Regions from separate parts of the Homo sapiens genome. Here region 2 is linked to region 1. Evidence: chromatin loops called from intact Hi-C (ENCODE). Cell type or tissue: endothelial cell of umbilical vein. All regions are shown on one strand.

What was found. Hi-C counts contacts between places; a loop is a spot of excess contacts. Peaks named below come from ENCODE experiments on the same cell type or tissue, not always from the same donor. Only the 100,000 strongest peaks of a DNase experiment are listed, where the experiment ranks them.
Region 2: it touches region 1 in a loop (7-fold over the local background); 1 of 110 quality-filtered maps calls a loop at or near these places.

Annotation. Positions count from the first base shown.
Region 1 is chr11:6,632,778-6,637,777 of GRCh38, reverse strand. It overlaps DCHS1 (dachsous cadherin-related 1), which reads left to right. Exons shown (of 21, transcript NM_003737.4): 3 at 3,472-3,660; 4 at 3,758-3,989; 5 at 4,130-4,366; 6 at 4,722-5,000. Among named protein-coding and RNA genes, the nearest start is that of TPP1, 16 kb to the right of the region's middle. In endothelial cell of umbilical vein, no CTCF peak of the experiment used is centred here; a DNase peak (open chromatin) is centred at 2,067; H3K27ac peaks cover 2,764 bases.
Region 2 is chr11:6,566,697-6,571,696 of GRCh38, reverse strand. DNHD1 (dynein heavy chain domain 1) reads right to left here. Exons shown (of 43, transcript NM_144666.3): 35 at 4,932-5,000; 36 at 3,837-4,802; 37 at 3,455-3,641; 38 at 3,121-3,243; 39 at 2,831-3,032; 40 at 1,597-1,688; 41 at 1,301-1,450; 42 at 274-1,079; 43 at 1-61. Among named protein-coding and RNA genes, the nearest start is that of RRP8, 34 kb to the left of the region's middle. RefSeq lists enhancers at 85-592, 2,947-3,804. In endothelial cell of umbilical vein, no CTCF peak of the experiment used is centred here; a DNase peak (open chromatin) is centred at 3,006.

The sequences.
Region 1 (5,000 bases):
GAAATAGTTTCATTCCAATAAGAACATTTCCATTTGGGGATATATATGAGGTACAGATAGGCAGTATGAGTGCTTTCCTGAAGGAAGGGATCCCTGAGTTGAGACTTAAAGAATGAGCAATTTATGAGAGTATCAGATGGGGGAAGGCTTCCAAGCAGAGGTGAGGTGCACAGAGGTGTGGGAGGGCCCAGTTTGTTCAAGGGCCTACTAGGGGCTCAGGATCTCTGGAGTTAAGACTGGAGATGGGAAGGTGGGAGATGAGACTGCAGGGAGGCTCAGCCAAGTCAGAGGGTTTGAGCTTTTTTCTATAGCAATATTATCAGATTTGTTTATGCAAATGGTAGTCAATGTAGAGCAGTGGTTCATAACCAGGGGTGACTTTGCCCCCCAGAAGGGATATTAGCAATATCTAGAGAAATTTCTGATTGTCACAATGGGTGGGAGACTATTGGCATCTAGTGGGTAGAGGCTGAGAATGCTGCTAACCATCCTGCAAGGCACTTAGCAGCTCCCATAATAAAGCATTATCTGGTCCAAAATGTCAGTAGTGCCAATTTGAGAAACCCTGGTGGAGAGTACAGATCAGAGGGTCAGACCTCTATGAGAAGGTAATCAAAATAATGCAGGGGAGCAATAACTCAGGACAGCTCAGGCCTAAGTCAGAATGGTGATAATGGTGATGGAAAGGAACAGACAAATAGAGTTAATGAGGACTTACTTAATCCCTGGTTGATTGATATACCAGGTGAGAAAAGGGAAGAACTGATTTCTGGCTTTAGCAACTGTGTGGATGGAAGAGTCATTAGAGCAGGTTTGGAATGATCATGAGTTTAGTTTTGGGCTGGTCGGATTTAGGGTGCCTGTGGGACATCCAGGTGGAGGTGCTGAGCAGCCATCTGGATGTAAAAGTTGGGAAATCTCAGAGGAGTGGTCTAGAGTGAAAGTATAGACGATGGCTGAAGTAAAAGGCAAGGCCCTGAGAGAATGTGTGGAGTGAGAAGAGGCCAAGGAGAGATTCCAGGGAACAGTGTGTAAGAACAGGCAGATAAGGGGAGATGGAGGAAGACTGGCAGTGGGTGGTGGGGGAAGCAGTGGGTGGAGAAGCAGGAAAAGTAGCATCAAGAAGTCATAGCAGGAGAGATGGGCATGGTGATGCATCCCTGTAATCCAAGCTACTCGGGAGGCTGAGGCAGGAGGATTACTTGAGCCCAAGAGTTCCAAACCAGCCTGGACAACATAGTGAGAGCCTGTCTTAAAAAATAAATAAAGGCCAGGCACAGTGGTTCACGCCTGTAATCTCGGCACTTTGGGAGGCCAAGGTGGAAGGACTGGTTGAGGCCAGGAGTTTGAGACCAGCCTGGGCAACATAGTGAAACACTGTCTATGCAAAAAATAAAAAAACTAGCCAGGCATGGTGGTGCACGCCTGTAGTCCTAGTTGTTCCGGAGGCTAAGGCAGGAGGATTGCTTGAGCCCAGGAGTTCGAAGTTGCAGTGAGCTAGGATCACACCACTGCACCCCAGACTGGGCAACAGAGAGCCTGTCTCAAAAATAAATTAAATAAATAAATAATTTATGTTTTGAAAAGTCAAAGCAGGAGGTACACCTGGAAAAGAGGTTGGGATAGGCATATGGAGTAAGTTTCGAGGCTAGTAAGAAGTTTAGAGAGTTCACAGATAAGTGTCTTTCTTTTCTCCTTGAAATAGTGCATCTGATGAGAGCAAGGGATGGGATGGGGGCAAGAGAAGAGGGATGAAGTTTATTATGGCTTTGGGGCAGAATGGGAGAGGGAGCCGACCAAGGTCGGACTGAGACGCTGAGCTGAGAATCTGCTGAAAATGGAGACTGTATTTGCAGTGAAACCTCTGAGCAGGGGTTGTACAGGCCAGGAAATTCACTTCTGCCTTGCTCATTTCCAGTCAGTGGCCCCTGTGCCTTTTGGGGTCACTTCCTGACAACTTCCCCAGACCACTGTTTATTGCTTTCTTCCTGCAGCGAGTCAGAGGGCAAAGGTCGTTAACAGCTTCTGGAGATGGTGCCGCAGCTGTGCTGCTGCCTGCCAGGATTGATGTAGGGGAAGTCTGTCTCCTGGGATATCCGGGCCCACAGCCACAGTAGAGAGTTGGAGCAGAAGCTGTTTCCAGGGTTCAGCCATGGCAGGGTCTTGGTGTCTCTCAGGAGGGTAAACAATGGCACAGATCATTTCTGTCAAGGGTCTGGGCCACAATCAGAAGTCCTTGGCCAGCTTTCTCTCTAAGCACATTTTCTGGCTGAGAAAGGGGAACTCTCCAGCTTCCTCTTGCAGCATATCCTGACCCTGAGGTCCTTATATCCACAAAGAGCGCTTTGTCACAGGCTACAGTTGTCAGCACCAGCTAACCCACTATTGAGGGCCTAATGTGTACCCAATGTATAAAACTTAGTGTGAAAGAAGGTTTTGTTACAAAGCAGGATGATCAGACCGTCGATTTACTCGGTGAAAAAATACACATAAAGCACCTACTATGTACCTTGCACTGTACTAGGCTAACGATGCATGAGCCACACACCCATAAATCTATAGAACAGACCCTATAGTGATCAGATCCCAGTATTAATCAGATCCCACTCTGTAATAATCAAACTCAATAAAGATCAAACCTATAAATCAGTCTCAATAATTCCACTGTCGGTGAGTTCTTGGTTTGGGGTGATTATGAGACTTGGTGAGGGTATTAACTTCCTGGACCCACCTGGAATTTGAGGTCACAGCCCTTTCTTCTTTCTAAGTACAGTTGGTCCTCATTATTTGTGAATTCACTTAATCTCGAAAATTTATTTGTAACTCCAAAATCAATACTAGCATTCCTGGACATGGGCAGAGAGATGAAAAATTTGAGTTACCTAATGTTCACATTCCCAGCACAGGGTGAACAAGACGATGTTCTGCCTTCTCATTTGGGCTCTCATGCTTGTAAACAAATGTCCCTTTCAGGTCTATTTACTGCAACTTTTTTTTTTCATTTTTTTAGTGCAAAAAGCTGATGATTTCACTGTTTAAATGGTCCCCAAGTGTAGTGCTGAAGTGTGGTCTAATGTTCCTCAGTACAAGAAGGCTGTGATGTGTTGTATGGAGAAAATACATATGTTAGATAAGCTTTATTCAGGCATGAGTTACAGTGCTGTTGGCTGTGAGTTCAATGTTAATGAATGAACAATGTATATTAAACATAAGATGTCTTTAAACAGAAACACACATCAAACAAGGTTATGTATTGACCAGCTGACAAAAAATGTTATGGCTAGAGGCACTTAGGAACCTAACTAAATGGTGAGGTACAGGCTGAGGTTGGGTTTGGGCCCATGTCCTACTAGTCCTCTCTGTGTGTCCGCCATCCAGAGACTTAGCACCAGTTGTTCATTCTAATGGCCACCTACCTCTGGCTTTTCTGGCAAAGAAGAGGGGACACCACTCACCCCAGCCTCTCCCTAGGTGACAGCCACAGACGCGGATAGTGGCCCATTTGGCCTCCTCTCCTATTCCTTGGGTGCTGGACTTGGGTCCTCCGGATCTCCCCCATTCCGCATTGATGCCCACAGCGGTGATGTGTGCACAACCCGGACCCTGGACCGTGACCAGGGGCCCTCAAGCTTTGACTTCACAGTGACAGCTGTGGATGGGGTAAGTCAGTAGACCAAGGGCAGGTTGGGATGTTGGGGTAGGGCACTCACCAGGGCCAGATGAGGCCCACCTGACCTATGGCTGCATGTCCCACCAGGGAGGCCTCAAGTCCATGGTATATGTGAAGGTGTTTCTGTCAGACGAGAATGACAACCCTCCTCAGTTTTATCCACGGGAGTATGCTGCCAGTATAAGTGCCCAGAGTCCACCAGGCACAGCTGTGCTGAGGTTGCGTGCCCATGACCCTGACCAGGGATCCCATGGGCGACTCTCCTACCATATCCTGGCTGGCAACAGCCCCCCACTTTTTACCTTGGATGAGCAATCAGGTGAGGATCCTCCCATTCCCGGGGCCTTCCCCCAGGTCCCCCTCCCCACCTGCCTAAATGATGTCCTACCCACCTCCTCCATAACCTTTCTAGCCCTATTATGTTTCCTTATATATCTCTGCTTCTATTCTTCCTCTCAGGGCTGTTGACAGTAGCCTGGCCCTTGGCCAGACGGGCCAATTCTGTGGTGCAGCTGGAGATCGGGGCTGAGGACGGAGGTGGCCTACAGGCAGAACCCAGTGCCCGAGTGGACATCAGCATTGTGCCTGGAACCCCCACACCACCCATATTTGAGCAACTACAGTATGTTTTTTCTGTGCCAGAGGATGTGGCACCAGGCACCAGTGTGGGCATAGTCCAGGCACACAACCCACCAGGTATCATTTAGCTTTATACCCACTTGGTGTCAGACCCAAATACCCCAGTATAACCCTCCAGCACCATCCGAAGATACCTTAGAGTATCACAGGGCAGATAGCCCCAGTATAAAACACTCCTGTACCAATGCCCAACACCTCCTTAGGCACAGTGCAGGCACACTGCTTCATGAGGCATAGGAATGTCACCTCAGTGCGTGCCAACCAACTTCTTTGCCAACCCCTGCCCCTCCTCCTAATATTTTGAAAGGCATGGGTGTGGGCACTGCCCAGTCCTTCTCGGGATCAGACTCTGGGTCCTGACTCAATAAGTGCCCCTCCATCTCTTTCCTGATCCCTTTTTCATCCTCCCTAGGTCGCTTGGCACCTGTGACCCTTTCCCTATCAGGTGGGGATCCCCGAGGACTCTTCTCCCTAGATGCGGTATCAGGACTGTTGCAAACACTTCGCCCTCTGGACCGGGAGCTACTGGGACCAGTGTTGGAGCTGGAGGTGCGAGCAGGCAGTGGAGTGCCCCCAGCTTTCGCTGTAGCTCGGGTGCGTGTGCTGCTGGATGATGTGAATGACAACTCCCCTGCCTTTCCTGCACCTGAAGACACGGTATTGCTACCACCAAACACTGCCCCAGGGACTC
Region 2 (5,000 bases), 66 kb after region 1:
CCTGTAGCCCGATCAGCAGCAGCCCTCTCTCTGGAACCGTGGGATTTGGACCATTCTCCACCTGGGGGCGTCAGAAGCTGGTCAGGCAAGGCTAGGAAGCTGGGAGGTGGCAGGTGGGAAGTGGGGGTTAGCGGGTAGGAGGTCGTGGTGAAGCGAGATCGGAGAAGCTAGCAGGGTTACCGGGGGCAAGATCACCAAGAAGGGGTAACTGCGAGGTGTAATTAGAGACTTCGAGGGGACTGGAACCGCGAACGAGGGGCGGCGCGAAGATACCCTGAAGTGCAGAGGGTTGCTGTTCATCTCCAGACGTTTATACTGGAGCTGACTGGAGACCGAGCCTCGGCTACCAGGGAAATTCGAGCTGGGCACATTCTGGTCCAGGGCAGCTTCCCCACGCAATGCCAGCAGCAGGCGGCGCGGGTGGCGAAAGGCTGACAGGTGGAAGACGCGCTCTGGTACATCACTGCTCGCGTCCGCGCCCACGCCCAAGTAACGAACCAACAGTTGCCCACGGCGCGACAACTGTCGCAGCCAGTGCCAGGGCGGCTGCGGACCGGCCGGCGCATGAGGTCGCCAAGGCAAGGGTAGGCGGCCAGTCCAGAGAGCGTGGGCCACCGCAGCACAGCGGCGGGAGGGGCACGGGGGTGCGCCCTTCAGCTGCTGCAACAGGCAATCAAGGTCGCGTTGTAGCGTGCCCACCAACTGGCTCAGTTCTAGAGCCTCGGTCTCTAAGACGCCCTCCAGAGGCCGCCGTGCATTTGGCCCCAGCACTGACCACGGGGCGTCGGACTCGTCTTGGCGAATCACGTGGGTCAGCAGATCCTGCAGTGACTCCAGCCTCCGGTTGACTTGCACTAGGCGTTGCCGCAGTCGCCTTTCCGCAAGCTGGGCGCCTCTTCGAGACTCAGGAACCCACACGGGTGAACTCCGCTGCAGCGCACTCAAGAGAGCGCGACTCTGGCGTCGCAACAGCCAGGCTTGGGGGCCCTCACTCAGTCCGCAGAGCCGGGGTTCAGGTGGTGAGGGCAGTAGGTGCATCTGGGCCTTGCACTCTGCCATTGCATCCAGCTCCCTTAGCTCTTGGGGATAGAGGTGAGGGGTGAGGGACAAGATGGACTCTCCCCACCCTAGACTCGAGAGAGTAGGCCTTCCTCTGAGCCTTTACTGCCATCACCCCCATAACAGTATGAATATTACCCCCTCATATACCTTTATTGAGACTGCTGTCCACATTTCTGTGGGGGGTGGCATTGCATTGCACTATTCCCTACCCCAAAACAGATACCTGAGTGAGGCTTACCTGGGAGGGGCATGAGCGTGGCCAGCAAAGACTGAGGTGTGTGTGGCTGGACCCAGCTCCCACTACTGGGGCTCAGGCAGGCTTGTGTGAGGCTAATCAGGGCCTCCCTGTCCTCAGTGTCCCCCAGAGGACCCCCGTAGAAAACTGAAGCTGAAGATGAGGTTAGAGTCTCTCAGTTCCAGTACCTTCAGTTTCCACCACCGCCAAAACCAAAGCTGTGAATTGTATCCCACCCCCACCCTCTTCCAGGCTCTCCTGGGGGCTGATGACTCCAAGGGGGAGAGGAAGGGTCTCACCAGCCAGCTCTTGCATGGCAGCACGGGGATTGCTAAGACTTGCCCACAGCTGGTCTTGGGTCTGAAGAACCTGGGTTAGAGTCACTTGACTCCTAGAGAAGGGGAGCGGAAAGCAGGGTTTCACATATCATCTATATGCTGAGGACTGTCAAGTCTTGTCTTCAGTTCAAACCTCTCTCCTGAGCTTCGGGTTCATTGCCACTTGGCACCTCAAATACAACTTGCTTTCAACTGAAATCATCATTTCCCCCCACAAAACCTGTTCCACCTCCTATTTCAGTGAGAGGTACCGCCAGCCACCCAATTATCTAAAGCAAAAATCTGAGAGTCATCCTCGACACCTCCTTCCTCTTCACCCCATATTTATTCTCTATCCCTTCCATGGCTACTACCCTACTACCCATACCACAATCTCTTCCCTGGAGACTTCCAGAGTCTCCTAAAGCTGCTCTGCTTGCCCCCAGTCCTGCCTCCTCTGATCCATTCTCCATGTTGCATCCAGAGTGATCCTTCCAACACACAAAAAGGATATTGTTTCTTCTTCTACTTAAAACCCTTCAGTGGCTTCCCACTGTCTTCAGGATAAAATCAGGCACCTTGCCCTAGTCTTTTTTTTTTGAGACAGAGTCTCGCACTGTCACCCAGGCTGGAGTGCAGTGGTGCAATCTCGGCTCACTGCAAGCTCCACCTCCCAGGTTCACGCCATTCTCCTGCCTCAGCCTCCCAAGTAGCTGGGACTACAGGCACCTGCCACCATGCCTGGCTAAGTTTTTGTATTTTTAGTACAGATGGGGTTTCACTGTGTTAGCCAGGATGGTCACGATCTCCTGACCTCGTGATCCATCCGCCTCGCCTCCCAAAGTGCTGAGATTACAGGCATGAGCCACTGTACCTGGCCTACCTTGCCCTAGTCTTAAAGGCCCTTTATAATGAACCTTACTTCTCCCTCCTCAACACCCAGCATGTCCACGTCAACCACACTCAAGTCTCCTCCCTTCTACTGAGTTTAGGTCCCTCTGCTCAGAAAGGCCCATCTCTACCTGATTTGCCTCTGCTTTTAAGACTCAATTCAAAGTAAAATCTCAAAGTCTTTGGAGAAGCCTTCCTTGACTTCCCCTTGCCCTTGCTCTTTGGAGCTTCCAAAGATGAATTAGTTTTACTCATCCCAGCATATGGAAGATACTCAATGTTTGTTGAGTGATTGACTGAGCAGGAATGGGTGGGGGTCCCTCACCAGCGCCCCCTGTGTGCCTGCAGCCTTGTTCCATAGAGCTGCCGGTGTAGCAGGAGGCCATGGAGGAGGAGCAGAGGTAGTGCCTGGGTGGGGGGTTGCATGTAGAGTACTTGCTGGGCTAGCTCCACACTGTCAATCAAAACATGGCCCAGCTCCAGGGACTGGTTCCAGAAAACAGGCATGGAGTGCTGAGTCAGCACAGCTGGGGAGGAAGGAGAGTGCTGAGTCAGCACAGCACAGTTGCCCTCCCACTTCCAATTTGAGAGCCTGTAGGGGGTTAAGCTCCTCACCTGGCAAAGAAGCACTAGACTCTGCAGGCACAATAAGCCAAAGACGAAAATCTCTGTGAACAGTGCTTACATTCCTGCTTTCAGGTTGGTCTAAAAGCTGTTCTGATTCCAGGTCTGCAACCACTAGAGTCAGACAAGGGTCTGAGATCAGTCCTTGGATAAAGGGTCAGGCAGAAGTCTAGGAATCAGACTTGAGGCTAGGGGTGTCAGGAGTCAGATACAAGGCCAAGTGGACAAGTTTGGTGCTAGGTCACTGGCCATGAGGCCTGAGATTTCAAGCTAAGGCCCAAGTGTAGGATAGGATCCTGGAAGCCAATCTAGGCAATAAACTCACCCTTGGCTCTGCCTAACAGTTCCAGCAAGAGCTGTAGCAGCTCTTTCGGCCAATGGGGCATCAGATGACAGTTGTCCAGCACCAGCCAGTGCCCCTCATACATAGCCTGGGATAGAGTGCTGACCACAACTGAGACTGGGTCCCAGGCTTCAGAGCCCAGGGCTATCACCTGCAGTTGCTTCTGCCCCTGGGGACCAAAAAAGAGATGGCAGCATGACTCAAAGTGATCCTAGGGTGACCCGAGGGACCCAAACTAATGCTACCATGATCCCCAAAGTCCCTACGTAGTACAGAAAGATCCATGAAAATGCTTGGAGGGGGTCCCCCATGCCCCAGCCCACAGGAGCCTGGTCACTCTGTGGCCAAGAAACTAGGTTCAAACCTGCTGATACTTGGCAGCCAGTTTCTGGATGACAGTCAGAGGATGCAGAGTGGCTGAGGGGTGGCCAGGCGGTGGCAACAAGATCAGCATGGGCTGAGTAGCCTGACTATGTTTAAAGGGCATGGTGGGAGCATACGTGTTTTCATCCAGGGGCCGACCCAGGAGGCTAGTGGTGAAGTCTGCCAGGGCACCTGCCAGGCACTCAGGTCGCAGAACGCGCCACAGGATCAGCTTCTGGAGGAGGCTGAGTGGCTCAGGCCCTGGCCCAGGTGCAGGACCCAGCACTGTGGATGACAGTGACAGGTAAGCCTGCCAAGCACTGGAGTGGCCTGCCAGGGAGGCACACAGGCCAACAAATGGGGGCAGCAGCTCTAACATCTCACATTCATGCCAGGCTTTTGGCCCAAGCCAGGCCGGTCGAGCCACATCTGAGACTGGCTTGCTGTGGACTGTGCTGGGAGAGGCTGCTAGTCCAGGCCAGAGTGCCAGTCTTTCCAGCTCTGATGCTTTCCCTGTTGCTTGCAGCAGAGCCAAAGCGCCCAATGCACCCACCAAGGGTACTTGGGTAAGGCCCAGTGCAGTCACGGTGCTGCCCAGCAGCTGGCGGGTCAGGTGTGCTCTCAATTGCAGTAGATGGCTGGCCAGGTCCTCCCCGTGATTAATCTCACGTGGCTTCATGCTGTCCAGAGCCTGCTTAGTGACTGCCAGCCAGTTCTCTGGGCTCATACAGAAAAGTGGCAGCAGGTTCTGCAGTTGGCTTAGGGCCTTTACCATGGCCATTCCATGCCAAACCACAGGTCGATAGGGTGCCCACAATACCATCTCCTGTAGTTTCTGCCCTTCTAACTCTTCACAATGAGCACGCAGCTGGCATAGCTTTCCTTGGGCCCTCACTATGTTCCGCAGAAACTTGGCTGGCTTCTGACGCTTCGGATTCTGGAACAGCAGCATCGTCAGCAGCCGCTCCTGCATACACTCATTTGTTGGATGGATCTGGCCCTTTCCCACAGACCCCAAACATCTACATTCATCTCCACCCCCTTACCCAGGTCCATCCAATGCTCATCTCAACCCACAGACTGAGCCCCCAAGCACCTCAGCAGCCTCCACAGCCTTGCAGGTATCTAGGGCTCTGATCTTTAGGTCCTGCCAGCGGGTCTCGAG